Regions from separate parts of the Homo sapiens genome. Here region 1 is linked to region 2. Evidence: read pairs that join two places in POLR2A ChIA-PET (ENCODE). Cell type or tissue: PC-9. All regions are shown on one strand. Each heading gives the region's core, and the rest is flanking DNA. Links, peaks and the distances in the headings are about the cores only.

Region 1 (16,318 bases), core at 4,930-12,929, 70 kb after region 2:
TGAGACCCCACTGAAAATCGAACTGTTCAACTCACCTGGCAGCCACTCCCAGAGCCCCTGGAACTCTGGCCCAAGGCTCTCTGACTGACTCCTTCCCAGATCTTCTTGGCTTAGTGGCTGAAGACTGACACTGCCCAATCGCCTCGGAAGCCCCCTAACCCATCACGGACGCCGAGCTTTAGGTAACTCTCACAGTGGAAAGTAAGCCCGTCCCCTTCTAAATCAATACCCCTTCTAAATCAATACGGAGGCTACCCACTCCATATTACCTTCTTTTCAATGGCCTGTTTCCCTTGCCTCCATAACTGTTGTGGGTATTGACGGCCAGGCTTCTAAACCTCTTAAAACTCCCCAACTCTGGTGCCAACTTAGACAATACTCTTTTAAGCACTCCTTTTTAGTTATCCCCACCTGCCCAGTTCCCTTATTAGGCTGAGACACTTTAACTAAATTATCTGCTTCCCTGACTATTCCTGGACTATAGCTATATCTCATTGCTGCCCTTCTCCCCAATCCAAAGCCTCCTTTGCGTCCTCCTCTTGTATCCCCCCACCTTAACACACAAGTATAAGATACCTCTACTCCCTCCTTGGCGACCGATCATGCACCCCTTACCATCTCATTAAAACCTAATCACCCTTACCCTGCTCAATGTCAAGATCCCATCCCACAGCAGGCTTTAAAAGGATTAAAGCCTGTTATCACTCGCCTGCTATAGCATGGCCTTTTAAAGCCTATAAACTCTCCTTACCATTCCCCCATTTCACCTGTCCTAAAACCAGACAAGGCTTACAAGTTAGTTCAGAATCTGCGCCTTATCAACCAAATTGTTTTGCCTATCCACCCCATGGTGCCAAACCCATATACTCTCCCATCCTCAATACCTCCCTCTACTACCCATTATTCTGTTCTGGATCTCAAATATGCTTTTTTTTTACTATTCCTTTGCACCCTTCATCCCAGCCTCTCTTTGCTTTCACTTAGACTGACCCTGACACCCATTAGGCTCAGCAAATTACCTCGGCTGTACTGCTGCAAGGCTTCACAGACAGCCCCCATTACTTCAGTCAAGCCAAAATTTCATCCTCATCTGTTACCTATCTCAGCATAATTCTCATAAAAACACACGTGCTCTCCCTGCTGATCATGTCCGATTAATCTCCCAAACCTCAATCCCTTACAGAACAACAACTCCTTTCCTTCCTAGGCATGGTTAGTGCGGTCAGAATTCTTACACAAGAGCCAGGACCGCACCCTGTAGCCTTTCTGTCCAAACAACTTGACCTTACTGTTTTAGCCTAGCCCTCATGTCTGCGTGCAGTGGCTGCAGCTGCTTTAGTATTTTTAGAGGCCCTAAAAATCACAAAACTATGCTCAACTCACTCTCTACATTTCTCATAACTTCCAAAATCTATTTTCTTCCTCATACCTGATGCATATACTTTCTGCTCCCCGGCTCCTTCAGCTGTACTCACTCTTTGTTAAGTCCCAAAATTACCATTGTTCCTGGCCCGGACTTCAATCTGGCCTCCCGCATTATTCCTGATACCACATCTGACCTCCATGACTGTATCTCTCTGATCCACCTGACATTCACCCCATTTCCCCATATTTCCTTCTTTCCTGTTCCTCACCCTGATCACCCTTGATTTATTGATGGCAGTTCCACCAGGCCTAATCGCCACACACCAGCGAAGGCAGGCTATACTATAGTACAAGCCACTAGCCCACCTCTTAAAACCTCTCATTTTCTTTCCATCGTAGAAATCTATCCTCAAGGAAATAACTTTTCAGTGTTCCATCTGCTGTTCTATCTGCTATTCTACTACTCCTCAAGGATTATTCAGGCCCCCTCCCTTCCCTACACATCAAGCTCGAGGATTTGCCTCAGCCCAGGACTGGCAAATTAGCTTTACTCAACATGCCCTGAGTCACAAAAACTAAAATACCTCTTAGTCTAAGTAGACACTTTCACTAGATAAGTAGAGGCCTTTCCTACAGGGTCTGAGAAGGCCACCACAGTCATTTCTTCCCCTCTGTCAGACATAATTCCTCAGTTTAGCCTTCCCACCTCTATAGAGTCTGATAACAGACCAGCCTTTATTAGTCAAATCAGCCAAGCATTTTTTCAGGCTCTTGGTATTCAGTGACAGACTAATGGTCTATTAAAAACACACCTCACCAAGCTCAGCCACCAACTTAAAAAGGACTGGACAATACTTTTACCACTTTCCCTTCTCAGAAGTCAGACCTGTCCTCAGAATCCTACAAGGTACAGCCCATTTAAGCTCCTGTGTATACGCTCCTTTTTATTAGGCCCCAGTCTCATTCCAGACACCAGACCAACTTAGACTGTGCCCCAAAAAACTTGTCATCCCTACTATTTTCTGTCTGGTCATACTCCTATTCTCCGTTCTCAACTACTCATGCATGCCCTGCTCTTGTTTACACTGCCAGTTTACACTGTTTCTCCAAGCCATTACAGCTGATATCTCCTCGTGCTATCCCCAAACTGCCACTCTTAACTCCTGAAGTAAATAAATAATCTTTGCTGGCAGGACTATGCTGAATCTCCTTAGGCACTCTAATCAGATGTCCTAGGTCCTCCCAATTCTTAGATCTTTTCCATTTAGTTTTTCAATTCATACAAAACTGTATCCAGGCCATCACCAATAATTCTACACGACAAATGTTTCTTCTAACAACCCCACAATATCACCCCTTACCACAAAATCTTCCTTCAGCTTAATCTCTCCCACTTTAGGTTCCCACGCTGCCCCTAATCCCGCTTGAAGCAGCCCTGAGAAACATCGCCCATTCTCTCTCCATACCACCCCCCAAAAATTTTCGCCACCCCAAGACTTCAACACTATTTTGTTTTATTTTTCTTATTAATATAAGAAGGCAGGAATGTCAGGCCTCTGAGCCCAAGCTAAGCCATCGCATCCCCTGTGACTTGCACGTATATGCCCAGATGGCCTGAAGTAACTGAAGAATCACAAAAGAAGTAAAAAGGCCCTGCCCCGCCTTAACTGATGACATTCCACCATTGTGATTTGTTCCTGCCCCACCTTAACTGAGTGATTAACCCTGTGAATTTCCTTCTCCTGGCTCAGAAGCTCCCCCACTGAGCACCTTGTGACCCCCCCACCCCTGCCCACCAGAGAACAACCCCCTTTGACTGTAATTTTCTATTGCCTTCCCAAATCCTATAAAACGGCCCCACCCCTATCTCCCTTCCCTGACTCTCTTTTCGGACTCAGCCCACCTGCACCCAGGTGAAATAAACAGCCATGTTGCTCACAAAAAAGAAAAGAAAAGAAAAGAAAAGTAGAAATGCAATCAGTCAGAATATGATTTCAGAAATCCAGAAGAAAAATGTTGTGCATATGAATCCAATGACAGAGAGAAGAAAGGAGATGGATTTGAGAGATTTTTAAGGTATAGAATTGGCAAGATTTAGTTACAGATCCAAAATAGAGAGTGACAGAGAGAACCACATTTTTCTGATTTGGGTAATAAAATGTATGGAGTTTCCAATAACAGAAAATACTGGGAAAAAAAGATAATCAGATCTGAGGAAAAGGAGGGAAACATTTAAGTAATTATGTAACAAACCAAGTGAAAATATCTCGTATCAGATATGAAAGTTATTATGTATAATACATCTTAAGAAATTCTGGCTCAAACATATAAGGAAGAGGTTGAAGTTCTTAGAATGAAAATCTTAATTCTCAATGTAAACTTTGAGCAAATACATTAATAGAGATTGTGAACTTTCTGCAACTGGTAATAAGAAAAGATAAAATCAACTTTTTGAAAAAAGCAACATCCAGCATTAAACACTAGGGGGGAAGCATAGGATGCACAGAAATTACAAGTTAAAACAGAAAGTAAAAATTCTGGTCTAGATTAGCATATGGATTATGCAGAATAAGACAGAAGATTCTGCAGGAAATAAACTGTGAAATCTCAAAATTAACAGAATGACACCTCTCATGAATAGAGAAGCAAGAATTTTCAACAAATATTAGCCAGTCAAATCCAGCAAAATGTAATAAAGATATTACATTATGACCAAGTGGAATTTATCTCAGGGATGCAAGACTGACTCAAAATTTTAAAATCAATTGATATAATTAACCACAGTAACAGAATAAAGAAGAAAATCATATTATTATTTCAATAGGTGAAGAAAAATCACTTAAAAAAATTAAACACTGGGCCCAAACTCTCAGAAAACTAGGAATAGAAGGGAATGTTCTCAATTTAATAAGGTACCTCTAATGAAAACCCACAGCTAACATTGTAGTTAATAGTGAAATACTGAACACTTCCCCTTGGGATCAAGAATAAGACAAATGCATTCACTCACATTACTCCTATTAGCATAGTACTGAAAGTACCATAAGGCAAGAAAAACAAATAAAATATAGACAGATTGTAGAGAAGGGAGTAGAACTGTTGCTATTTGCCAATGTTGTGCTTGTGTATGTAGAATATCCTAAGGAATCAACACAACTCTAGAGGTAAAGAGTAAATTTATCAGGTTCTTTTAATTCAAGGTCAATTAACAAAAATAAATTGTATTTCTACATATTCAAAGCAAATAATTGGAAAATTAAAATTTTTAAATTATCATGTATAATAGCATCAAAACCATAAAACATTTAGAAACAAATTTAACAAAATATGTGCTGGATCTTTCAAACTGCAAAACACTGCTGAAAAAAATTAAAGGTCAAAATAAACGGGGAGATGTACCATGTGTCTTGGTTGGAAGACTCCATGTTATTAAGATGCCCATTCTCCATAAATTGATCTACAGATTCAACACAATTGCAGTTAAGAATTCCATAGATCTTTTTTTTTAGAAACTGACAAGGTGATTCTCTCTCTCTCTTTCTCACACACACACACACACACACACACACATCTTAGATTACTATATATTTGTGAAAAACATACATATATTTGTACATGCGTGTACAAAGAATGTAAATAGTTGAAACAATTTTGAAAAAGAACAAAGTTGAAGTACTTATGTAACCAGATTTCAGGAGTTAAAGCTACATTACTTGAGATAGTGAAGTAAGAATATATGTATAAATTAATGGAACAGAAAAGAGTGCCCAGAAAGAGACTCACGCATAGATGTGCAATTATTTTTAATAAAGTCAGCAAGGTAGCTCAATGGGAAAGAAAATTCTTTTTAACAAATGGTGCTAAATTAACTGCATATGCCCATGGAAAAACATGAACCTTACACCATGAATAATAATTACCTTGAAATAGACTGTAAACTTAAACGTAAAAGCCAAAACTAAAAAAAAAAAAAAACTTTTAGAAGAAAATATATAAGAAAATATTCAGGACTTTGGGGTAGACAAAGACGTTTTAGCAAAAATGCAAAAGGCATACACCATCAATGAAAATTGGTAAGTTGGACAAAATTTGAAACATAAGCTCTCTGGAAGACATTATTAAGAAAACGAAATGGCAAGCCACAGACTAGAAGAAAATAGTCACAATACATATATATATCAGACAAGATACATGTGTCAAGATTTTATTTAGAACTTTAAAGTTTTGATTAGAAGATGAACAACCCACTTTAAAAAAAAAAGAGGACAAGTACTAAGCAGATATTTCACACACAAAAAAAGTTTATGAATCACCAATAAGGACATAAAAAGATGTTCATCATTAATCATAAGGAAAATTACATTAGTCCATTCTCACACTGCTATAAAGATATTAGCTGAGACTGGGTGATTTATAAAGGAAAGAGTTTTAATTGACTCACAGTTCCACATGGCTGGGGAGGCCTAGGGAAACTTGTAATCATGGCGGAAGGTGAAGGAGAAGCAGGCACCTTCCTCACAAGGTGGGAAGAGAGAGAGCATGCTTGAAGGAGGAAGTGCCACTTTTTTCAACCATCAGCTCTCATGAGAATTTACTCACTATCATGAGAACAGCATGGGGGAAACCATTCCCTGATCCAGTCACCTCCCACCAAGTCCCTCTCTCAATAAGTGGTGATTACAATTAGAGATGAGATTTGTGTGGGGACACAGAGCCAAACCATATCAAAAATGCAAATTAAAACCACAGTGAAATACCACTACACATCCACGAGAATGGCCAAAATGAAAAATACTTACAATGCCAAATGCTGGTAAGAATGTGGAGCAACTGAAACTTTCGTGCACTGTTGCTGAAAGTGTAAAATGGTACAAATACCTGGAAAACAGTTTTGTATTTTCTTTGGTTTTTTTTTGTTTGTGTGTTTGTTTGTTTGAGACAGGATCTTGCTCTGTTGCCCAGGCTGGAGTCCAATGACATGTCATATCTCACCACAAACTTGACCTACCCAGCTCAAACAATCCTCCCGCCTCAGCCTCCCTGAGTAGCAGGGACTACAGGTGCATGCCACCATACCCAGCTACTTTTTTTTTTTTTTTTTTTTTTGTAGAGACGAGGTCTCTCTATGTTGCTCAGGCTGGTCTAAAACTCCTGAGCTGAAGTGATCCTCTTGCCTTGGCCTCCCAAAGTTCTGGGATTACAGGCGTGAGCCACCATGCCTGGCCTTTTCTTCATTTTCATGTGAAGTTAAACATCTATTCATCATATAACCTAACAATTCTTTCCCCTGTTTTACGCAAGAAAAATGAAAACATGTATCTGCAAAAGGATTTGTACGTAAGGATTCATAGGAATTATATTCATCATAACCCAAAACTGGAAATAACCCACGTTATTCAGTAAGTTATATCAATATTTGAATGGATAAACAAATGATGGCATATTCATACAACAGAATAGTTCTGAGTCATGTTCATGTTCTATGGACACTTCTGTAAATTCAATCTCATTTTCTCATTTAATAAGCATAATTCCTGCTAGAGTAGGAGCTATAAAATATGCTGCCCCTTAAATGATGTTGAAGAAATTTCCATATTAATGATTCATAATTACTTGTCATGTTCCATACTCACTCATATTGAACCCCAAAGTTATGTTATCATGTGCTAGTCTTTCTAAATCATTTGCTAAACAAATCAAGGAATCAGAGAGTATGGCATGTATGACAACACCTCATGTCATTATAGATATTTTAAGTATTTTAAATAGCTCTTCATCCTCATTAAAACTGGGAACACTGTGGAGACTTCTAGATTTATGCATTATTTTTACTTATATAACACAGCTTTTCTTCATGTCCTCTTCTTCACTGCTTCACAAACCAACCTGACATGTTTAAAAACTTTATATTCCAATGTACATTTAGGGAATATTTTATAAAGAGACACAGAATTGCCCAGCACTTCACTCAAATGTTACTCATTAGACTTACCTCTTCCCAGGCTCTTCGGACTCTCAGCAGCTAGTTCCTCTCACAGTCTCAAACCCCCTTCTCCTCCCCCAATCACCTATCTTCCCTCTCTCTCCACTCATTTCTCCCAGCAACCACTCCATCTCTCTGCTGGTCTCTTTTTTTTCACTCCTTTCTGTATCTCTCAGCATTTCTCATGCAGAACAATTTAATTCTCACTCCCCTTCAATTTTGAATTCAAGCAGTTGGCCCTCTGCTTAATACTGCCTTAAGCATTATCCGAAAATGAAGATTTCATTTCAAAGTTCTCAAATTACCAAAACTTATTCTTTTTGTGGATAAAAGGAATTGTAAGTAACATCTCTATTGTTTTACCCTTATTTTAGGATAGTTTCATAATGCATAATTAATGCTCTAAAAATAGTTGTAAAAGTTTCCTATGAAATGCATGATTAAAATATAAGATTGCCTTAATGAAAAAATAGCTCATGAATTTTTATTATATTTTTAAAGTTTAACAACAAAGAAGATATGCCAAGCAAAAATATAACAATTTCTTACATGTGGAACATTTTTAGGTATAAAACAGAAAAATATAATTTTCATGGAATAACTACTAGCTACAACCATATGCTAATATTTTCTAAGGTGATATTGTAACCTTAAAAAGCCCAGAGATTTCAAATTAGCCAAAGATGTGTCAGTTGAGTTATTCATTTATAGTAAGCTTTCAGGCCTTAGGACATCACCTATGAACTAAAAATGCTGAGTCAAAAGCCTACCAAGTGACTCATCCTTTCTTATCTTCTTTTTCCACAATAACCATCTTTAGTCACTAATTCCCTAAGTCTAGAGGGAAGGAACTGACCCAAATGCCTTAAAAAAGTAGAACTTTCTTCCCAATGGACGTTTGAAGAAAGACCCCCACCAGCACTCGAAATTGCCAATCTTCCTAAATTTTGAAAAAGTATTAAATACATACATCTGAATAAAATTATTATACTCACACAGGAATATATTTTCCTCTCTGCAGGAAAAATAGAGAAAACCATAAATATTTTATCAGAATGTAATTGTTCAGTGAGCCATCATTTCAACCACTTAGGAAAAATGGAGAGAAGAAAGTCACGTTCAATTATTATTTGACACTAACACCACATACAAAACAAAAATAAGTTTAAGATAACATCTATAAGTATAAATGCTATATAAATACTAGAAAATATTTAATGTGTGTGTGTGTGTGTGTGAGAGAGAGAGAGAGAGAGAGAGAGAGAGAGAGAGAGAGAGACAGAGAGAGGAGATTGCTTACTATTTGGTATAACTTGCAAAAAAAAATATTCATTTGGTTGTAGGGCAAACCTAGATTGGAAGGATAAGAATCATTGCACTTCACTTCCTCCAGGATCCATCTGTCATCTTTGGCTTAGAGACAGATAACTGTTTTCACTTAATTTGTTTTCCAGTTCATGTTTCTCAGATGTTTAACATGGTATTTTGGAAAAGGCAAAACTATGGAGACAGGAAAAAGATCAGGGGTTGCCAGGAGTTTAAGGGAAGGGAAGGATGAATAGGCAGAGCATAGAGATTATTAGGGCAATGAAATTATTCTGTATGATACTGTAATGGTAGATATGTGCCCTTATGCATCTGTCAAAAGCCACAATAAGTAAAATCTAATGTAAACTATGGATTTTAGTGATAATATATTAATATTGGCTTATCAACTGAAACAAATGTACAACTAATACAATGTCTCAGGAACAGGGAAAACTGAGATGAGAGGGTAATATAGGAAATCTCTTTACTTTCAACTCATTTTTCTACAAACCTAAAACTGATATAAAAAGAAGTCTATTAGTTAAAATTCAGAAAAGGAGAAAAACATTGATAAGAAAATACTTTTTTAAATGGAAGACATATAAAAAAACATAAATTAGGCCTTACTGAGGATTTCTGTGGGTCACTGAAGTGGTGTTTGCATAACATATTACATATGAAATTTTCCTAAAACTGTCCTTGAGTACATGTCCCTTTTTCATGTTTTTGTTTCAATCATTTTGGGGGTACAGGTAGTTTTCGGTTACATGAATAAGTTATTTTGTGGTGATTTCTGAAATTTTGGTGCACCCGTCACCCAAGCAGTGTACACTGTACTCAATATGTAGTCTTTTTTTCCTCACCTCCCTCCCACCCTTCGCCCCAAGTCCCCAAAGTCCATTATAGCATTCTTATGCCTTTATGTCCTCACAGATTAGCTCCCACTTATAAGTGAGAACATACGATATTTGGTTTTCCATTCCTGAGTTACTTCACTTAGAATAATGGCCTCTAGTTCCATCCAAGTTGCTGCAAAAGACATTATTTCATTCCTTTTTATGGCTGAGTAGTATTCCACGGTGTATATACCCACATTTTCTTTACCCACTCATTGGTTGATGGGCGCTTAGGTTCGTTCTATATCTTTGCAATTGCGAATTGTGCTGCTATAGACATGCATGTGCATGTATCTTTTTTACATAACGTACGTCCCTTTTTTAAAAATAATTATTTTGTAGAGAAGAGATCTTGCTAAGTTGCCCAGCTGGCCTTGAACTCCTGGCATCAAGCAATCCTCCCGCCTCAGCCTCCTGAAGTGCTGGGATTACAGGCATAAGCCATCGCGCCCAGCCCATATGTCTTCCTTTTTCCTAGGTCTGCTCCTCACAGCAGCAGCTTAAATCTTTCCTTCTATTTCTCTCTAACCTCACAGGCCCTTGCTAATTTTGCTCCTCACTTGTAGCATCTTTTTTTTATTTTTGTCATGAAAAGAAATTTAGACTTTCAGGCTTCCGGATCCAGCGTGTTCATCTGTTATGCTGTTAACAGTATCACAACAAAAGCATGGTAGGTGAGTAAGACAAAAAGAGAGCCCTCCTCCCAAGGTAGATTATGGTTGGGTGGGAGAGAGGTGGCTGGGAAGGTTTGCAGACCTGCTTTCACCATCACCATCTTGCCACCTGTCTGAGGAGTGAGGAAAAGGAGAAGAAAGGTTTCCAGCATGGCAACAGTGTGGCCAGGAGTGCAATTCACTTGAGATATAGGAGAGGAAATGAATTCCTGGGGGAAAGTGAGGGATTTGACCAATATTCAATCCAACTATAATGTATCCCATACTACAGGTAAGATTAAGTTGCCAGTTACATAGAGGAAAAACTCATGATGAATAGTAATTTGAACAAGGCTATATGTAGCACTGCATTCACTAGTGTAAGAATCTTGGATCTCATCTACCAGTGTTCAGAAGAGTATCGAGAGAGTATAGACAGTAGCTAGAAAAGGCACTTACTAAACTTCTTTACATGCCCTTTCTGTTGTTTCTTTCTGAATTTTCTGAATTAAAGCAATGCACAACACATTTTGAGAGTAAAAGTAAAGAGCATTTTTGGTTAAATTAACATGAGTACTTTATCCAGATCTTTTGCTGACCCATGCTTCTCAATTTGGATTTTTTTTCTACTTATAAAAATGCTACACAGAAAATGTTGGGGTATAGAGCTGTCATTTCCTTCCTTCCTTCCTTCCTTGCTTCCTTCCTTCCTTCCTTCCTAAGTAAGATAATACAAAAGAAATAAAAGACGTGCTGTCTCATAGGAGATGAGACACGTCTATATAAGTCCTAGGAATTCTAATTTAATTTGCATACCAAGGACATCTAAAGGAGAAAAATGTATTCTAATTAGGGTCTGGCTTCTAATGTATTATAAAAGTAACTTGTTAAATGAGATTTTGTGTTTTACTGGAAAATTCTTTTTCATAAAATTATTGACTGAAGATTAGTCCTTGATAAGCAAATCAATTTTGTAATTCAAACATGGCTATAGAAATTCAATGCATTTTTCTTTTTTAAAATTGTATTTTATTTTGAGAAAGCATCTCACTCTGTCACCCAGGCTGGAATGCAGTGGCCTGATCTCGGCTCACTGCAACCTCTGCCTCCCAGATTCAAGTGATTCTCATGGCTTAGCCTCCCAAGTAACTGAGATTATAGGCATGTGACCATGTCCAGCTAATTTTTTCTATTTTTAGTAGGGACGGGGTTTCATTGTGTTGGCCAGACTGGTCTCAAACTCCTGGCTTCAAGTCATCCGCCCACCTCAGCCTTCCAAAGTGCTGAGATTACAGGCGTCGAGCTACCATGCCCAGCCTCAGTGCATTTTTTTTACAGTCATAGAGCAATGCCTATAATCATCCTTCATACATCTCAGATCAAAACAAATAATTCTGTCTTACAAGAGGAGTGCCCTTAGACATTAAATAATAAATTCGCTAAAGGCATTATTTTATATATGGTTTGTGACATAGTGCCTATGAAAACCTAATTCAAAAAAATAATAAATTACAAAATAGCTACTAAGGGTATAAGGAGACATTAACTATGGATTAGAAAAACCTTCTTAAAGCAGACAGATTCTCAGAAAGTGTTGAAAGAGACTGGTCGTCACAAAGGTTGAGTTAAACATGATTTAGGTGAGTATATTTCATTATGTACATTAATGTAAGTTGTTGTAAGACCTCAAGTAAGACATATAAGAAATAAAAACACATTGGTGTACAACATGACAACTTTTCTTCACCAGCTGCATTTGCTGAGAATCCAAAGGACATTTCAGATGAGGGGGTGATGAAAGTCAAGGCAGAGACATGTGAACCGGAAAGATGAGCATAAGAAAGGCAGAAGCCCATCTAGGGAGACATAGGGACAGGACAGAGAAGGACAGAGTACAAGAAACAAGGAGGAGGAATTACATTTTTAAATGCATTACCAATTAAAAGAAAAAAAAATCAGTGTAAAAATAAAGGCTTTGCCTCTAACTAGTTTTGTGACTTTGGGCAGCCATTCCACTTCCTTGGCCTCAGATATTGGGCACAGTAACTTCCAGGTATTTACTGCTCTATTACTTAATCATTCCACTATAGCTATGTTTATGTTCACATGTTATTTTTACTTCACAGAATGATTGTTTTAATTCAGGTGAGTGCAATAAACAGATGACAAAAGACTGAAGTGTTTTCTAAGATGAGCAAGAATGATGATGCCCAGCTAACTGGAGGATGCTTTTGTTTCAAACCAGAAACAAGTGGTAATAGGATATATGAGATTAAGGATCCAACTTAGTGAATGAACACAATTACCTTCCTGCCATAATTACATATTTTTGTATCCTGTTTCTTGCAGTAAGCAAGCACCTAAAGCACCCCTGGCTAAGCCTACCATCGAACTCTTCAAAATGTTTCCATTCATCAGCCAAGTAGCAGTACATTATGTTCCCTTTTGTTTTATTGATGACATATTTTAATCAACTTTATTGAAGTGTAATTTTCACATGTAAACTACACTCATGTTAACTGTACATTTCAATGAGTTTTTGCAAATGTATATACTATGTAACCACCACTACAGTCAAGATATACTATACGCCCATCACCTCTGAAGCTCTTTGTGTCCTTTCTAAATCAGTGAGCTGTCCCCCTTTCCAGCCTGTTCCCAGGCAAACATTGACCTTCACTCTGTCACTTTAGATTAGTTTCTTATAAATGTAATCATACAGTATGTACTGTTCAGAATCTGGTTACTTTTACTCAGCGTAATACTTTAGAGATTCATCTATGGTGTTGCATTTACCAGTACATTGTTCTGTTTTATTGTTGAGTAACACTCTATGTTATAAATGTACCATTATTTGTTTATCCACCACCATTTGATGAACACCTGGGTTATTTCCATTTCTGGCAATTGTGAATAAGGTTGCTATGAACATTCATGCATCAGAGCCTGTTAACTTTTCATTTCTCTTGGATAAAAATCTAGGAGGAGAATTACTAAATCATATGTAAAGGGTATGTCAACCTTATAATAAACTGTCAAACTGTTTTCCAAAGTGATTGTACATGTATCCTGCCAAAATCAATGTATGATAGTTCCAATGGTTCTACATCCTGGCCAACACTTAGTATGGTTGGTCGTATAAATTTAGGTAACCTAAAAGGTTTGAAGTTGTATTTCATAATGGTTTTAATTTGTATTTCTCTGATGATTAATGATGTTGAGCATCTTTTCTTGTGCTTATTGGCCATTTGTATTTTGCTTCTCCTTCCTCTCCTTTGCGTCGTTGCTGTCATTTATATTTTACTTCTACATGTCTTATAAACTACCAAAGCACATCACTATTTTTACTTTAAGCAATCAAATGCTTTTTAAAGATACTAAAAATTAAGGCCAAATATCCCCATATTTAAGCATATATTTAGTGTTGCCAGTGCTCTTCATTTCATTGTGTTCATGCAAATTTCTAACTGATATGATTTCCTCTCTACATGAAGAACTTCCTTTAACATTTCTTCTGACTTAGGTCTGCTGAAAACAAATGTTTTCTATTTTTTTCTGAGAGTGTCTTTAATTTGGTTTTCTTCTGGGGGGGAGTTTTGCTGTTTATAGACTTTTAGATTGATAGCCTTTTTAAAAAATGTATTTCAGCACTTTATAGATGTCCTTGCATTGTCCTCTGCTCACATAATTACAGATAAGAAATCTACTGTAAGTTTTATGTTTTTTTCTTTGTAATGTAATGTCTTTTTTCTTTAGTTGCTTTTTAAAAATATCATTTTCTGGTAGTTTTCAGATATTTGATTATGATGTACCTTGAGGTGTTTATGTAAGCATTGTGTGCATCTATCCTGTTTGGGGTCCATTTAAGCTTTTGGGATCTGCGGATTTAAGTTTTCATTAGTTTCGGAAAATTTGGAGCCATCATTTCTTCACATATTTTTTTAGTGCCCCTACGATCTAATTATACCTATATAAATAGGTCTGTACAATACTGTCCTCAGAGGTCACCAAGGCTCTGTTAGTTTTCTTTCTTTTATCTCTTTTTGTTTTCAATAGGTTCTATTACAATATATTCAAGTATGCTGATCTTTTCTGCTGCGCTATTCATTCTGCTATTACTCCTATCCAGAATTTTTTTATATATTGTATTTTTTATTCCTATAAGTTCTATTTCATTTTTTTAACAATTTATGTTACTTCCCTCACTATGCTCATGTTTTTAATAATAAACATAATTATACTGGCTATTTTAACATCTTTATCTGTTAATTCTAACAACATTTGTCATTTTGGTACTTTTTCCTATTTACTGATCTGTATCCAGTTATGGGTATATTGTCCTTATTCTTGGCATGTTTACTAACTTTTATTGGATGCTAGATATGGTAAATGTAACACTCTTAAGCATCTAGATATTGTTTTCTTCCTTTACAAAAACAACTTGAATATCAATTTCATGACTTTCAGGCCTGTTTATTCGCTTTGCTGGAGAACGTCTAATAGTAGCTTCACTCCAGTGCTGGTTCACTCCTGCTTGTAAGGCAGGACTCCAGGAGTCTCCACCAAATTTCCCAGATCATCATCAAGGACTTCATTCTGGAAGGCCAGAGCTCAAATGTCTTCCTGTCCTTTGTGAGCTCTGGGAATTTTTCAGTTTGCAACTCCTTGGCCATCCTTAGCCCATCTTCGTGGAGCTTAATTCTACACATGGGCAGCTTGGTACTCAACAAAGATCAGAGAGGAGCCCATGCAGGTTTATGGAGTTCTCTTATTGAGTGCCCCCTTTTCCAAAACTTTGCTAGCTGCCTCAGATTCTCCAACTCTGGTCTCCATTTTCACAACTCATCAATGATTACAAGATCTGTTTGGATTTTCCTCCCTGTGCCAACAGTTAGAAATTGACTCTAAGAAGAAAGCCAAGACAATCATAGGATTCGTAGTTGTTACTATTCTCAGAAAGATCACAGCACTGTGCTGTTTTTCTCCAACCACTAAAGATAGTTGTTTTATTATTTTGTTTAGTTGTTTAATTGTTCACTATGGAAAGTTAGAGCTGGTCTTGGATACTTTGTTTTTAACCAAACTTTGATAAAGGATTTTTTCCAGGGTGGGATTGCATAGTAAGTATGGACTCATACTAGGTGGAGTTTACATGGCAACTTCTCTTAGAAATTGCTACACATGGGCATTCAAATTGGTAATAAGGAAGTCAAACTGTTGCTGTTTGCTGATGACATGATCATATACCTAGAAAACTGGAAAGACTCATCCAAAAAGCTCCTAGAACTGGTAAATAAATTCAGCAAAGTTTCAGGATACAAAATTAACATACACAAATCAGTAGCTCTGCTATACACCAACAGCGACCAAGCTAAGAATCAAATCAAGAACTCAACCCCTTTCACAATAACTGCAAAAAAATAAAATAAAATACTTAGGAATATACCTAACCAAGGAGGTTAAAGATCTCTACAATGAAAACTACAAAACACTGCTGAAAGAAATCATAGATGAAACAAATGGAAACACATCCCATGCTCATGGATGGGCAGAATCAATACTGTGAAAATGATCACACTGCCAAAAGCAATCTACAAATTCAATGCAATTCCCGTCAAAATACCACCATTATTTTTCACAGAATTAGAAAACACAATTCTAAAATTCATATGACACCAAAAAAAGAACCCACATGGCCAAAGAAAGCCTAAGCAAAATGAACAAATCCAAAGGCATCACATTACCCGACTACGAGGAAGCCATAGTCACCAAAACAGCATGGTACTGGTATAAAAATAGGCATATAGACCAATGGAACAGAATAGAGAACCCAGAAATAAAGCCAAATACTTACAGTCAACTGATTTTTGACAAAGCAAACAAAAACATAAAATGGAGAAAGAACACCCTATTCAACAAATGATGCTAGGATAATTGACAAGTGTACACTGCTTGAGTGAGGGGGTGCAGAAATCGCCACTAAAGAACTTATTCATGTAACCAAATACCACATGTTCCCCAAAAATCTATTGAAATTTAATTAAAAAAATGCTACCTGAAGCAACGTCTTGTCATTACAACTTCAATATTTTAACAAAGCAATGTATTGTAAT
Region 2 (16,318 bases), core at 3,222-11,221:
CCTGTAACCCCAGCACTTTGGGAGGCCAAGGCAGGAGGATCACTTGAGGCCAGGATTTCAAGACCAGCCCTGGCAACATAGCCAGACAGCTATCTCTACAAGAATTAAAATTTAAATTTAAAAATTAGTGAGGTGTGGCAGCATGCAAGTCTGTAGTTCCAGCAACACAGGAGGCTGAGGCAGAAGGACTGCTTGAGCCCAGGAGTTTGAGGCTGCAGTGAGCCATGATCATATCACTGTACTCTAGCCTGGACAACAAAAAGGAAAATCAGAAAATCAGTTTTATAGCTTTTACCCTACAAGATGATTATATTATTAGTCTGCTTTCTGTAATGAATCCAAAGTGATAGAATTTATTTTTATGTTGGTTGTACATTTTGAAAAATAAACAATATAAGAAGATTTTAGGCAACTCATAAATAATAAGTGAGAACTGGGCTACTAACAGAGACTAAAACATGTTAGCGTATATCATTTAGCTTTTGAGATTGATGCCACGGAGTTTATTCAGGCCCTTCTATGAGTCCCAGTTCTATTGTCAGTACAAAACATGGTCTTGGCTGAACCAAAAAGAGAATGGTAATTCTTTTGATTATATATTAAATAATCTTCAATGATGACATATATTTAGAAGTTTAGGTGGGATATTTCTCACCATTCCAAAATCAAAGAAAAGTAGGAAATTTAAAAAAAACCCTATCTATATTAAATAGTTCTCCACAACTATACCACAAAATAATAAGGCAGTTGTTTAAGACATTAAGTGGTCAGTAGTGGAATTGCCTAGTATTACACCTGGAGGTGCAGGTAGGTTGAACAAGCTGGGAGTAGTGGATAAGGGTTAATAATGGTATATTCTACCAAACATGAACATGAACTTGTTAGAAAGACAGTATTTGCATCATCAGTTTGGACTTTTAAGTTGCCATTTTTTTAAGATGTGTATTTTGGCCAGTTTTTGAACAGGGGCACTGCCTATGGCCAACAGGCTAAGTGCTATGTAACTCCATGGGGGCACCATTTACTCACATAGACTGCAATATAATTGTCACTCTTTGGAGTTGCATAACATAGTAGTCCTATGCTATGTGTAAGGGAGTGGGGAAGGGGTGAGGTGGGAGAGATTATTAGGAAGGCTAGGATGGCTTGTGAGGGGAGGGAGGCCAATAGACACACATAACCCAGCATTCCTGATCTGAGCACATAATCTGGAACTAAACCAGGTGTCTACAGCCCCAATAGGGATTTGGAAATATATGTAGGCACCTGGTAGAGTTTTTAAACATATACTCCCAGATGTCATACTTACCACTTTGTGTCATTTTGCAAAGCATTGTGTTAGCATCATTTAAAAAATCATGTAAAACGAAAAGATTAGATCTTAACATTTGAATTTCTTGGGCTCAAATGAATCTGAAAATACATGCCGCTGAAGCGTGACACAGCTATAGAACATATTCAGAATGTTCTCCAAATGCATACTGCAAATTCTGCTTTACATGCTGTTCTACTTATAATTTGCAACTAATTTTAAGAAAGTCTTTGGCTTTAAAGAAATCTGTCATGCTGCTATAACACCACATGATTATATATGTGTATTTCTGAAAATTCTGAGAGTTAAATCAAATATATCTTTCTTAAACAAGTAAAACACTGTCATTTCCATCATTGACAAGGACATATGTCTGTTTAGTTTACCTGCAAAATACACACACATACATACACACACACACATCTTAAATTCTATAAAGTAATATGCTATTCTATGGTGTAAATTCAAGTGAAGAATGCTCAACCAATGACAGAAGTAAATAATATCCCATATCTATTATACATCTCTATGGTTTTTCAATAACAGAAAAGTGTTCTTTTGCAACTAGGCACTATTCCCACACATAGTCAATATGAATGGCTGATGGTATATTAATTTACAAGGCATGACATTCATCAATCAAAAAAAGGTTAGTACTTAGTGACTGAAACTAAGAATATATATATTTACATTAATAATTACAGCAAAAATTATTTAATTATAAATAACTGTAGGTATTACTTTTAGACATTACTTCCACTGTGCTTGAGACTTTATTTGTGTTTTGACATTGTAAAAATGATGCCATAGTAGCTCAGAAAGATTAAATAAAATTTCAAAATACTGTACCTGGGACTGAAATCCAGATTACTTAAATACAAATCTTTTAAATCTGCACTGTACTGTCTCTGGAAAGTGTTAAAAATATTTCATAGCCAGGCACAGTGGTTCATGCGTGTAATCCTAACACTTGGGAAGGCCGAGATGGGCAGATTGCTTGAGCCCAGGAGTTTGAGGTAGACCTAGGCAACATGGTGAAACCCTTCCCTACAAAAGTACAAAAATTAAGCCAGTCATGGTGGCATGCACCGTGGCTCCAGCTACTCAGGAGGCTGAGGTGGGAGGATCACTTAAGCCCAGGAGGTCAAGACTGTAGTGAGCCATGATCACAACACTGCAGTCCAGCCCGGGCAACAGAATAAGACCCACTCTCTCTCTCTAAAAAAAAAAAAAAAAAAAAAAAAAAAACTTAAAAAATAGTGATTATCACCAGTTAGAATGGCGATTATTAAAAAGTCAGGAAACAACAGATGCTGGTGAGGATGTGGAGAAATAGGAATGCTTTTACACTGTTGGTGGAAGTGTAAATTAGTTCAACCATTGTGGAAGACAGTGTGGCAATTCCTCAAGGATCTAGAACCAGAAATACCATTTGACCCAGCAATCCCATTACTGGGTATATACCCAAAGGATTATAAATCATTCTACTATAAAGACACATGCACTCGTATGTTTATCGCAGCACTATTCACAATAGCAAAGTCTTGGAACCAACCCAAATGCTCATCAATTATAGACTAAATAAAGAAAATGTGACACATATATACCATGGAATACTATGCAGTCATAACAAAGAATGAGTTCATGTCCTTTGCAGGGGCATAGATGAAGCTGTAAGCCATCATTCTCAGCAAACTAACACAGGAGGAGAAAACCAAATGCCACATGTTCTCACTCATAAGTGGCAGCTGAACAGTGAGTACACATGGACACAAGGAGGGGAACATCACACACCAGGGCCTGTCGGGGGTGGCGGGCAAGGGGAGGGAGAGCATTAGGATAAATACCTAATGTATGCGGGGCTTAAAACCTAGATGACAGGTTGATAGGTGCAGCAAACCACCATGGCACATGTATACCTATGAAACAAACCTGCAGGTTCTACGCATGTATCCTAGAACTTAAAGTAAAATAAAATAAAATAAAATAAAAAAGAAAGAAAGAGAATGACTAATGGCATAAAATCTTACAAGGGGAAAAAAGGAAAGAATTCAGATGACAAGTGGAAGGATTGACTTTGAATGGGAAGAAGCTTATACCAAATATTTATTGCTGTTTAATAAACCATCCCGATATTTAGTGACTTAAAAAACAACAACAACAAAAGAGTGAGTGCAAGAAATAAATAAAACTTCTTTGCTTGGGTTTTGCTTTGGTTTGGTTTGATTTCCTACATTTGTCTAGAAAATACTTCTCAGTTCCATTTCACCTGAATTTTGGAGCCCATCTTAGCCTTTATTATTTTAAATAGAATTTTGTGATAGGGAGCATTTTAGATGTAACTTCTCAAGATGACATGTTCAATGTAAATGCTGTTGAATGTTGAAGCTATGCTACTATCAACCTCTGGGCAAGGCAGACACACTCAAATCATCTTTTAGCTTCCCTTCAATTTTTCTTTTAGCTTTACCACTGAGTTAATATTCCTTTCAAAGAAAGTTGTTTAAATGATAGGGATCTTTTCATTCTACTGTAGGATCATAGGCCAGTGGAAACAACAACCAAAGTCAGAGGCTATTTTTAATGTGCTTGTTATCTACAAGCCAGTTCCCTCCTCAGATCCCTGACACAACATCACACCACACACACACACACACACACACACACACACTCACTTGGCTTCTGTCATCTGAAAAATGGGATAATGCTTTTTAATGTTTAACATAAAGTTTTAATGTTTAACATAGTTAAAGTAAATTTTAAAACAACTGAGAAAATACATATCATAATTATACCAAGTTTGGGGTGAAGGAAAGACAAGCTGATGATATGTCTTTCATTGTATCAACAATGAAGTATTTATTCAACAAATATTCAAGGAGCATATTTTGGATGTTAGGCTCCTGGAAGAAAACAAGAATGAGATGGAAAGAGTGAGGGCAATCTAAAGGTGAAATGGAAGGAGACTCTACAGCATGGCCTTCACATATGGAAGATGCCAAATACATAAGTTACTCCAAAATAAAAGAATAATAATAAATCAAACACAGTCTAAGATACATTACAACCCTAGTTTTAATTTAAAATTAAGAGTATATGCATTACTCTTTTTTTGGTAATTGATGACATGATGTAATTTTATATTCACTTTGCAAAGCAACAAGATCTAAAGCCTTGGCAAGATAAACATTCTGACTAAAAAATAGTGTGTTTTAGATTCTTTTGGTTGCTGGGATATAAGAGGCTGAGGAAAGAGTGTTCCCAACACAATTTGTGACCGCCCTTTCTTTCCTCTTCTCCCTAACAAGGTTAGTTAGATTCGTGCAGATCCTGTAGATTAAAAAGCGCCCTTATCACTGCCTGGTGATCACTGTTCCAGCCCTGGACAATGAAGGTTCATCCAAAAGCACCACTTCCTTTTTGCTATTGACAGGAAACTCTGCCTGTGACAAGCTGCACAAGCCTCACTCAGTGCCTGGCGGGGTTGCAGCTGGAGACGTGGGAGGAAAAACAATTTCTAATCCTGGTGTTTGTGCAATAGAGTATCAGGTGGACGGTGAGATGGGAAAGCTAATGGGGATTTTTTTTTAACATTCATTATTTAAATACATCATTGTCCCAGCCTGGATAGAGAACTGTGATACTCACAAAAGAACGTACAAGAAAAAATAAAATATTTTTCAGGTTAAGACAACTTGGAACTTAGAAATTTAGCATGTAAAGAAGTGTGGTAAGGTTCCATAAGAGAATGATAACTGTGAAAATAGACTAGCTCTTCTAAAGGATCTGCTAGGGGTATGTTTCAAACTCTCTTGAATTCTTATGTTCAATTATAAAATGTGCCAATTCACTCATAAAAGTGTACCAGACCCGGCACGGTGGATTGCGGGCGGGGTGCGGTGGCTCACACCTGTAATCCCAACACTTTGGGAGGCCGTGGCGGGTGGATCACGAGGTCAGGAGTTCGAGACTAGCCTGGCCAACATAGTGAAATCCCATCTCTACTAAACGTACAAAAAAAAAAAAATTAGCCAGGCCTGGTGGCAGGCACCTGTAATCCCGCATACTCAGTAGGCTGAGGCAGGAGAATCACTTGAACCCAGGAGGCGGAGGTTGCAGTGAGCCAAGATAGCATCACTGCACTCCAGCCCAGGCGACAGTGCGAGACTCCATCTCAAAAAAAAAAAAAAAAAATTGTACCAAACTCTCTTTAAAATATTACCAGAGAAACAGTTAAAATGAAAAGCACTAGCAATTGAAGCACCCTGAATATCTTATTTTCATGTATCATTTTTCATCTATATTGCTTGAAAGAAATACATTAATCGTGGGAATTTTGTTTAGATACTCTGATTGACTGTATCAGAGGAAGACGACGGAATGCACCCTTGATGTGCGAAAATGAGGAACTGATGAGACAACACAGATGGAAATATTCATCAGGTAGTTGGAGATTTGGACCTACAGTTCTAGAGAAAGGTGAGCTACTAAGACAGGAAAAAAAAATGCCAAAGGAGAGAAAATATAAGAAGTTCAATAATGAAGTCTCAAAAAAAAGTTTACTTTTGGAGTAAGAGAAAAAAAAAACAAGTAATTTTACTAAATGCATACCTAGATTTTTAAAAATCAAAGGAATATAATACACCTAGAAGTAGAGAGGTGGATAGGGTCTCAGATGATGCAAAGGTCAAAAAGAAAAGGAACTCTGAGCAGGAAATCCAAATTAGCAAGTTGGCAAAGTTTGACATTTGGAGAAAATAATTTCAGTAGACTAATGAAAGCAGAAACCAGATTGCTAGAAGAACTGGATTGCAAATGATAAGCAATAAGGCAATGGAGGAAATATGAGTAGATAATACTTTCAAAAATGTAACGGGGGCAGGAAGAGACAGAAGTTTGATCAAGGAGAAAGCTGGAAGACAGCTTCTTGCTCCTGAAAAGGGAAAGTTTAAACAGTGGAAATTAGACATTTGCACAGAGAAGGGGAAGGACAAGGATAAGACAAAAAATCTGCTCTTTGTTCTTAAGGAAACAAACAAACAAAAAATCCGTAAGAAAAAAATAAAATGTAAAAGAACTGAAAATTAAGATTAGCACTGCTATTTAGCACACTCATGTAGGTTAGCCACACCAGTCAGCATTTAGGAATTCCCTGCTGTCTGAAACAGCCCTGGTTTACACCCATGATTCAGGCAGTGGGCCTGTTTGTTTGCTTTTCCTTTGGTGAGAGAGTCTGCGCATCCTGTGGCAAGCCAAAGGTATCCCTGCCCTCTCCTGCCCTCTCTTCCCTCCTTGCTCCCCTTCCTCCCCCTCCTTTTTTTTCCCTCAAGCTGAGTTTGTCTTGGAAATTCTAACCTAGCAAATTAATTTTATTAAAATAAGCTAGGCAAATATCTCTGGCAATCAAGGAGGGCTTCGTTCTACTAGAAGAGCAGCCAATTTTTTTTTTTTTTTTTTAAAGAGAGAAAAGGATAGTTACAGAGGAAATACAGATAAAACTTGATTATTGAGAGCCTGCCTGGTGGTCCAGTTTCCTGGGTCAACAGTTTGGCCCAAACATTCAAGGCTGGCTGAAGTATAAAAAGATACAGAGGCAATTTGCTCATTCACTGGAGAGAATGCTTCCTAGCTTTAGACCAAAGCTCTAAGTGATATTAACAACCCCTTACTCAAAAACAGAATACAAATATGGTCTGACAAATGTGGACAATAAGGCACTTTATCAGAAATAACACATACACATACTTGGGGATCTTCATGTCTATATGCCTTTTCTTCTCTAGTTTTAAGACCTTTCCTACTGAAATCTTCCTCAACCTTAAAACCCAACTACTACCTCCTCCATTCCATTTTGTGAAATCCACAAAGTGGAATTCTTTTCTAAAATGATGGGAACTTAACATCTCTATAGTAAGCCCTTGGTGTCAAGAATTTTGCACTGATGTTGGAACTTGTTCTCTGCCTCTCTCCTCAATCCCCCAGTCATTCTATGACCCTATACCTTGCTTTTTTTTTTTTACTTTATAGCATTTTTCATTGATTTATATTTATTCATTTATTTGCATATTGTGTGTCTCTTCCTGCTATAAGATGCAGAAACACTGTGACTTTGTTTCATTCATAAATGTATTCCCAGAACTTTGTTTTGTTGTTGTTGTTGTTGTTGTTGTTGTTGTTGTTGTTGTTTTGAGACCAAGTCTCACTCTGAGGCACCCGGGCTGGGGTACAGTGGTGAGATCTCAGTTCACTGCAACTTCTGCCTCCCAGTTTCAAGCGATTCTTCCACCTCAGTTTCCCAAGTAGCTTGGATTATAGGTGCCCACCACCACACCCAGCTAATTTTTTTTGTGTGTGTATTTTTAGTAGAGATGGGGTTTCCCCATATTGGCCAGGCTGGTCTCGATCTCCTGACCTCAGGTGATCTGCCCACCTCAGCCTCCCAAAGTGCTGGGATTACAGGTGTGAGCCACCACACCCAGCCTATTCCCAGAACTTTGAATAGTGCCCAACGCATACTAGGAACTCAGCATATTTTGTTGACCTAATCAGGATATCCACCTTTTAGTTTTTTCATTTAATCCTCACAGCAATTTGTGAAGTAGATATTAATTTTCACACTGTTTCAGATAAAAATAGTTTTTCATCAATATGAGGAAATAAAGAATAACATAAAATTAACATATATAGGTATATATGTGATATCAATAATTAGATCCCTCTGATGCCAAAGCTCTGTTCTTATGTCATTTGTAGCCCTTGTCATACTGCCTTGTATTATGTCCTCATCTGTCATACCCACAAGGATGTGAGCTCCGTGGGAGCAAGCCTCATTCTTCTTTCAATAATCTCCCTGCCATGAAGATAGCTGCTATTCACCAAGTGTTTATTGAGTTGAAATTGAACTTTCTCGTCTCAACTCTTGGCCATACTTAGATTTGGGACTCACTTACATGGAAAATATTTGCTCACAAGAGAGTATGTAGTTTTCTACAACTAATCCAAGATAGGTGACTTCTCTCAGCCAAGTGACTGTAATACAGAACAAAGAGACAATCGTGCACCTATAGAAACAAGTGAACCTGCTGGCTGGAAAGGAATCTGAACAGAATAACAAGAGGTCATTTCACAAGAAGGGAACAGTAAAAGCATTCGTGCAGAGAGGCAGGAAGGCTTGGAAGATGCACTTGGAGATGAGGGAATAGACCCAGCTGTCTGGGAACATTGATATCCATTGGAGTGGCAGCAGATGCAGGATGCTTCTATAGTCACCAGAACAAGTGAGTTCTAAAACTCTGAACTCTCAGTAGTGTAGTTTGTGAACTGGTTTCTATATGTATTAGATTCCTATTGCTGTTATAGCAAATTACCACAAATTTAGCAGCTTAAAACAACACAGATTTATGATCTTACAGTTCTAGAGGTCAGATGTTGATATGGTTTGGATCTGCGTCCCTGGCCAAATCTCAGGTGGAATTCTAATCCCCAGTGTTGGAGACGGGGCCTGCTGGGAGGTGACTGGATCATGGGAGTGGTTTTCTCATGAATGATTTAGCACCATCTCCTTGGTGCTGTTCTCATAAGTTCACAGGAGATCTGGTTGTGTAAAGGCGTGTAGCACCTCCCTTCTCTCTCTGTCTCTCACTGGCTCCTATTCCTGCCAAGTGATGTGCTGCCCCCCACTTTGCCTTCCACCATGATTGTAAGTTTCCTGAGGCTTCCCCTGAAGATGAGCAGATGCCAGTACCACACTTCCTGTTCAGCCTGCAGAACCATGAGCCAAATAAACCTCTTTCTTTGTAAATTACCCAGTCTCAAGTATTTATTTATAGCAATATGAGAACAGACTAATACAGATGTCCAGAATTGGTCTTATAGCGCTAAATTTAAGATGCCAGCTGGGTTGTGTACCTTTTGGAGGTTCTAAGGGAAATCCTCTTCTTGCCTTTCATGGCCTATAGAGGCTGCCCACATTCCTTGGCTTGTAGCCCCCTTCTCTCTTCAAAAATTCATCAGTACAACCTCTGCTTCTATAGGTCATCACCTTTCCTTCCCCGACTGACTCTGTCACCCCCACCTCCCTCTTTTATTTATTAAGGACCACTGTGATTACACTGGATTTGTCTGAATAATCCAGGATAGTCACTTTTATCCATCAAATCGACTGGGCCACAGTGCCCAGATATTTAATCAAACATTATTCTGTCTGTTTCTGTGAAGTTGTGTCTTGAAAGAGACTAGCAATTAAATTGGTGGACTTTGAATAAGGCAGAGTGGCCTCCGTAATGTGGATAAGCCCCATCCAATTAGTTGAACCTCATAATAGAACAAAGGCTGACCTCTCCCAAGGAAGAAGGAATTTTGCCAGGGGAATGCTTTTGGATTTGAATGGCAACACTTCCGTAAGTCTCCAGCCCACTGGCCTGCCCCATCAGATTTTGGATTTATCAAGCCTCCACAACCAACTGAGCCAGTTTCTTAAAATAAATCTCTCTCTCTCTCTCTGTCCTCTGTATCTTTCTATGTATACACACACACACACACACACACACACACACACAGTTTGTTCCACTTCTTAGAGAACCCTAATTCACAGGGCAATTGCCCCATCTCAAAATCTTTAACTAAATCACACCAGCAAAGTTCCTTTTGCTGTGAAGGTAACATACTAGCTGATTCCAGGAATTCAGACATGGGTATCTTTAAAGGGCCATTATTTTGCCTACTACACTTTACAACCCTTATCAGTCCCCACTTGATCAAGTATTCATCTTGAAAAGCATTGAACCTAGCCCTGAGCAATGGCCATCCACTTGCCAAAAGAGAAGTTCCCTGAAAGATACTATTCTGAAGAATAGTGATGCTGGACTTCTAGCAAATGAACTTTAAATAAAATAATAAGTGTAATTGTATACTTTTCTTTTTCCCTAAATGGACCTTTTCTATGATACAGAATGAAAAAAGAAAAGGCCTTCTAATTTGTGGGACTCAAGTGATTTGACAAAAGCTGTATTGGGGCTTCAAGCATTTTTATTTTAATAGTGCTATTCAGAGAGGTTTGCAAGTATAATTAAATATACCACATCTCAGTTCTGTATTTTTCACACATGATGATATCTCAGAGACAAACTATTTAGAAATAGATCTAATGACAAAAAAATGAGTAGTCTAAGGAGGATGCTACAATCTGCATCACAAAATTGCACCTGTTCTATATCCCATACAATTTTGCACTTTTATTCTGAGCAGAACTATTTGAATATTTAAATAAAACATAATTGAGCATTTGGAGAGCAACTTTTGCTTCAGGTAATAGTTTTAACTGACAAGGAATCTGGAAGTTTACCCTCCTTCAATGGTGATTCTAATCCCCCCACCAACTTTTCAAATTTCTCAGTGGAAAGTGGAAAATCTCTGATCCACACCATCTGTTTACCTCATCCAGTAGTGCATTCCACTCTCTGCAACAGAAGGCTTGTGACAACCTGCCAATAAAATTCCTGAGGTTGTCAAGGCACAGGATACTTGTGAAAAAGATTCAGATAAGATTTTTCATGGTTAAATTCCTCACATACATACCCTCTCTCTCAAAGCACTACTTGGCTTCAGTAAGAGATTTCAGGTAAAACAGAAAAATGCCACACAGAGAGAGCTTTCAATGATTTATTCCATAAACAGGCAGTTTGCTGTGTTGGAATCCCTGACTCATCCAGCTGTGGGATATAAGTCTGGGCTTCCATTTGCATTCATTTAAATTGCAATTAGCTGGTGGCAGGTCATATCCAACTTAGTATATTCCATAAAGAATGGATTTCTAGGTCTGCCAGAGAACACTGTCCATGTTGAATACATAATAATCACCCTTGGTGTTGAACCCAAGCAAACAGGGTCACAAGAAAATTGTGTAAAATTCTCTGAGTTCTACAACCTTCATGATGGTTGAGAAGTTGCTTTCTAAAACAAGAGACGTTCTGTAGTAACATTGAGTAGTAATTAAAGAGCCAGACACTACACTAAGAACTTTAAATATGTTTTCTTAGTTAACTCACGCAACTACTCTGTGAATTACATTCTATTATCCGACCTACTTTTCAGATGGTGTAACCGCTCAATGGGTTCACCTTTCCCGCTGCCTAGACAGAGCTGATTTATCAATGCAGGGGAATTCTGATAGAGAAAGAGTAATTCATGCAGAGCCAGCTGTGCGTGAGACCAGAGTTTTATTATTACTCAAATCAGTCTCCTGAGCATTCCAACATGAGAGCTTTTAGGGACAACTTGGTGGGTGGGGGGACGCCAGTGACCTGGAGTGTTGATTGGTCAGGTCAGAAATGAAATCACAGGGAGTGGAAGCTGTCTTCTTGTGTTGAGTCAGTTCCTGGGTGGGGGCCACAAGATCAGATGAGCCAATCTATCAATCTGGGTGGTGCCAGCTGATCCATCAAGTGCAAGTTCTGCCAAATATCTCAAGCACTGATCTTAGAAACAGTTTAGTGAGGGTGAGAATCTTGTAGCCTCCAGCTGCGTGATTCCTAAACCATGATTTCTAATCTTGTGGCTAATTTGTTAGTCCTACATAGACAGTCTAGTCCCCAGGCCAGAAGGGGATTTGCCTTGGGAAAAGCCCATTATCATCTTTTTTTAAAATTATAAACTATAAACTAAGTTCCTCCCAAAGTTAGTTCAGCCTATGCCCAGGAATGAATAAAGACAGCTTGGAGGTTAAGAGCAAGATGGAATTAGTTAGGTCAGATCTCTTTCACTGTCTCAGTGACAACTTTGCAATGCCAGTTTCAATGGCAAAGTCGAGGCAGAAGGGTTAAGTGATTGGCCAAGAGTCACATGACTGGACTGGAGACAGGCTATAAACTCAGATAGCTTGTCTAAAGAGTCCATGTGCTCAACTAAAGGGCTTTGCAACATTTGTTCCAAGAAGGCTGTCCTTCCTTTATGAAGGAACCACTCTTGACATATCCTTGGATATCAGTGAATTTTCCAAGGAGTCATGAGAATGAATTTGCACTGATCCATCCACCCATACTCAACTAGTCTGAAGGAACATTGTTACAAGATTGGCTGAATGGGATAGAGTTTTTGGTTCCAAGAGTAAATTTATTGGCTCACTTAGAGATGAATCTGAAACTTGGGCTCATTAACATGACGCTTTAATGAAATAAACTAGTAAGCCATAGACGTTGTTACAAATAATCTCTTTGATTGCCCAAAGCCATATGCTGTGAAGGAAATAAATAATTACAAGCAGAAACATTTTTTCCTTTATGGTAAACAAGATGAAACTCTCTAGTTATATTTTCCTATTTTTTTTTTCCTGGAGCTATAAAATTCCCAATGTTGCTAAATACACTGTGTTCCCCAAATTCACATTGTATTGCTTTCAAATGGCTTTAATTCCTTCAAAATGACTGATGGTTCTATAGTTTGCTGTGAGATCAGCCCTAAAGAATAGGAGGAAGTTCTCCAAGTTGCCACAAATGTTGATCTCTCCTACATAATACAATTTTCACAAAAACCTCATGGACAGTCCTCTCAATAGCAGATCAAAACACTTGATTAAAGATAATAATACTGTAGACTGCTTCTCTAAAAAGAGCTGATGGCTTCTCATAGATAAGAAAAAACAAACAAACAAAAAGGATCATTGGTTTAGTGCCATAACCAGCTCTTTTTTTCTTATTAAAGAATGGAGCAACAATTTTCCAATGCAACCATTCTTTCAGTAAACTTTTGCCGGCCATCTTCAAGGTTCACCTCACATTTGGGAAGATGTGAACAAAGGTGTCTACATTGAAGAGGACAGAGCTCCTCTCATGGTACAAACCTGTACCATTTGGCTACTCAATATAGTTTCTGAGGAGACATTTCAAAATCCTGTGTGCACTCTGCTTGGTTTGAAAGCAAACTTCCATTTCCCTATTTCTTGTTATTTTGTTTGCGTTTTTATACATCTAGCCATCTAGCACTCACTGGCAACCTCATTTTTGTTACTGTTGGCTTAAAAACTTTCATTTTATCCAAGGTTTATTACTTCATATTTGCCTCCTGTGTTTAGCCTAAAAATGCCTTTAGTTTAGCATGTTGTCTAAATCTATTAATAATTATCGAGGTCAAAATTTTCAATCTTTATAAAGGTATAAGGAATACGTCTACAGATGAAATTATGTGAAGCAAGACTTTATGCTTTGGCTTTCATGAAACCTGCTCCTCCCCACGCAAAGAATAGCCAGGAACTTGTTCCTTTCTTCCAATTTGTTCCTATGTTCACATGGCAAGACCAGATATGGGACATTAAATGCTTTCTTAGCCATACATAAATGGCTTTCATCCTTGCAAACTGACAGTTTTATAGTAAGACTAAGTTCCAAACAACAGTGGCTTGTTCAGGCCAGGGCCAGACTCTGTGTGCCACACAGATTCACTTTGGTGAAGTGAGAGAATAACCTCAGTCCTTTTTTTATTATTATGGTGAAAAAATACAATTTTATGCTCCAGAGTTAGAAGCCTAATTTCCGAAAGGTAAAAATAGTTGCTAACATGAAGCAACTTCTTTGTGCATCAGTTTACGAGTTCTCCTTCATAGGTTCTCACTGTATATGGGTTATTTCTCCAAAGACGCAGAGAAAAACTATAAAAGACAATTCTTTATTGAATAAAACTCTTCCATTCACCTCAAAAGTGATTTCTCAGTCCCTCAGCCTGCCTTTTCTTATCAATCCCAACATCATCCCAAATGCAGAAAAGACTTGAACCTGAGTTTTTCTGACTGAAGTTTAGCATTGATTTTTTGGATATTTTATAGACTGTGTGCCAGGCATCTAGGCACGGCTAGAGGAATAATAGTGCACAGGCAAACACCAGTCATTTTCAATTTGCAAATGATCTCTTTTCCTATAAATAGATGTATGTGAAGTGTGTCACACCCCTAACTCTGTTTCATGAGGTGCTTGTGACATTTCTGGCTCCTATTACCCCACAAAGCCTTTGCTGTCATCATACTCTTATTAGTGAAATACAATCCATGAAGAGCAAATTCCCGCAACAGGAAACAATAGCAAATATGATTTAAGATTGCCTGAATCTGGGGCCAGCCACAAAGAGCTGCTGCACTGCTATTAAATGAAAGGCCAACAGCCAAGAACAAGGTCTTGAAGAGGCAGATTCACAACTAAATACTGCAAAGGGCTCAAATCAGGGAAAGTGACCAACTATGAGCAACTCTCAAAAAGAATACAAGTGGAAATGGATTTCCAGACTTACTTGATTGCATTAGTAGGAGGCTCTATTTTCTTTCAAGTGCCTGGTTTGGTACTATATGTAATCATGAGCTTTATTTGTTATTTTTGATTATTAATTGGGGAGCAAACTAAAATAGCACCTTGGAAAGCTAAATTTACCAGAAAGGAAAAGCCAATATGTCATTGTTTCAAGGAAAAAGCTGTTTTATCTTGTGTATACAGTTTCTTTTCATCTGTATTTCAAATATCAAAAATAGACTGATAAATTCCCAATACTAAAGGTAAAAGCACAATTATCAAATATATATTCATCCGTTGCCATCTATATTCTTTTGATGGTAACTGCTCCTTCCAAAAAGAGAACACAGTAAAACATAATAAATTTTGAAGTAATAAAATTGGAAGGCAATAATTTTAAAATGCTCCCTAGAAATGGCTTGTCCTCCAGGACAGAGTCCAAGTGGGCTCTAGGTGGCTGACATACATGCTACATCTGCATCTAATGAAGGCCATACTCATCTTGCAGTCAGAGAACTGGATTATTTTTTAGATTGTCCACTTTGGTATATGCTATGTGATGTCTTCAAGAGTCTTCTGCAGAGAGAATTATCATGCACACACCTTGGGTAAATTAAAAACAAACTCCGAAAACAAGCCAGCATTTGGTGTTTATCTAAGAACTCTAGTGTCCTTAGGGCTTATCTAACAACCCTAATAAGCCCCATGTTTGGCTTAAATACCTGACTACACATTTTAGTAGAGCCCAGGAGGCAAGAGTTAAAATGAACGTGTTAAGGACAAGTACTCCTGTTTGAATTAGCAAAAACTAGTTATTCAACACCTCAAATCCGAATGTGTCATTAATATTATTGATGAGCACTCAGACAAAGGACTACTAGACCAGGAAAGCAGGATTTGGGTGGGGAAAGCACTCTGTACATAGGTGGAATTACACTGATGAATAAACGACAGCACTTCAGAAAGAACACACCCAAATGCAAACTTTACATGCTATATGACTTTGCCATGGATCAGTTCTATTCACAGAATCATGTGAATGTCAATTAGTTTGCAAAAATAAAATTCCAGACTAAAATTACTTAAACAATAGGACATATATTTTCTTCCAGAACTAGAAAGCAGTAAGTAGTCAGTTCAAGAGTTAGCAAATTCCATGATTCAGTGATGCCATGAAGGATCTCTTCCCTATAGTTCCATTCTTCCCTCTTCAGGGTGTTGACAATATTTCCCCTCACAGTTTTAAAAGGGCTGCAGCAATTCCACTAACTCTTCCTGTTTTTACTGATTTAGGAGATGTTTTGTTTGTTTGAGATGGAATTTCACTCTTGTCACCCAGGCTGGAGGGCAATGGCACGATCTCGGCTCACTGCAACCTCAGCCTCCCAGGTTCAAGCAGTTCTCCATCTTCAGCCTCCTGAGTAGCTGAGATTACAGGCGGCCACCACTACATCCAGCTAATTTTTTTGTATTTTTAGTAGAGACAGGGTTTCACCATGTTGGTCAGGCTGGTCTGGAATTCCTGACCTCAGGTGATCCACCCGCCTCGGCCTCCCAAAATGCTGGGATTACAGGCATGAGCCACCGTGCCCAGCCTGATTTAGGAGATTTTTTGAATGAATGTTTCCCCATTTGGTGTAGGCTCTTAGGACAAGTTCAAGAGACTCTAAATAACTGTTTGGTTTTTTATTTTCCCCCAGTTACACGTTTTTGTGCTAGGGAAAGAGTCTACCATGTG

Evidence for each region. ChIA-PET counts read pairs that join two places held together with the same protein. Peaks named below come from ENCODE experiments on the same cell type or tissue, not always from the same donor. Only the 100,000 strongest peaks of a DNase experiment are listed, where the experiment ranks them.
Region 1: POLR2A ChIA-PET joins it to region 2 with 12 read pairs; 2 of 35 experiments call an interaction of 5 or more read pairs at or near these places.

What each region holds. Positions count from the first base shown.
Region 1 is chr7:116,457,832-116,474,149 of GRCh38, forward strand. The region is part of intron 1 of CAV2-DT (CAV2 divergent transcript); the gene reads right to left. Among named protein-coding and RNA genes, the nearest start is that of CAV2-DT, 34 kb to the right of the region's middle. In PC-9, for the core only: no CTCF peak of the experiment used is centred there; a DNase peak (open chromatin) is centred at 8,130; H3K27ac peaks cover 2,233 bases.
Region 2 is chr7:116,389,105-116,405,422 of GRCh38, forward strand. No RefSeq gene overlaps it. Among named protein-coding and RNA genes, the nearest start is that of CAV2-DT, 100 kb to the right of the region's middle. In PC-9, for the core only: no CTCF peak of the experiment used is centred there; DNase peaks (open chromatin) are centred at 6,487 and 10,897; H3K4me3 peaks cover 468 bases; H3K27ac peaks cover 2,741 bases.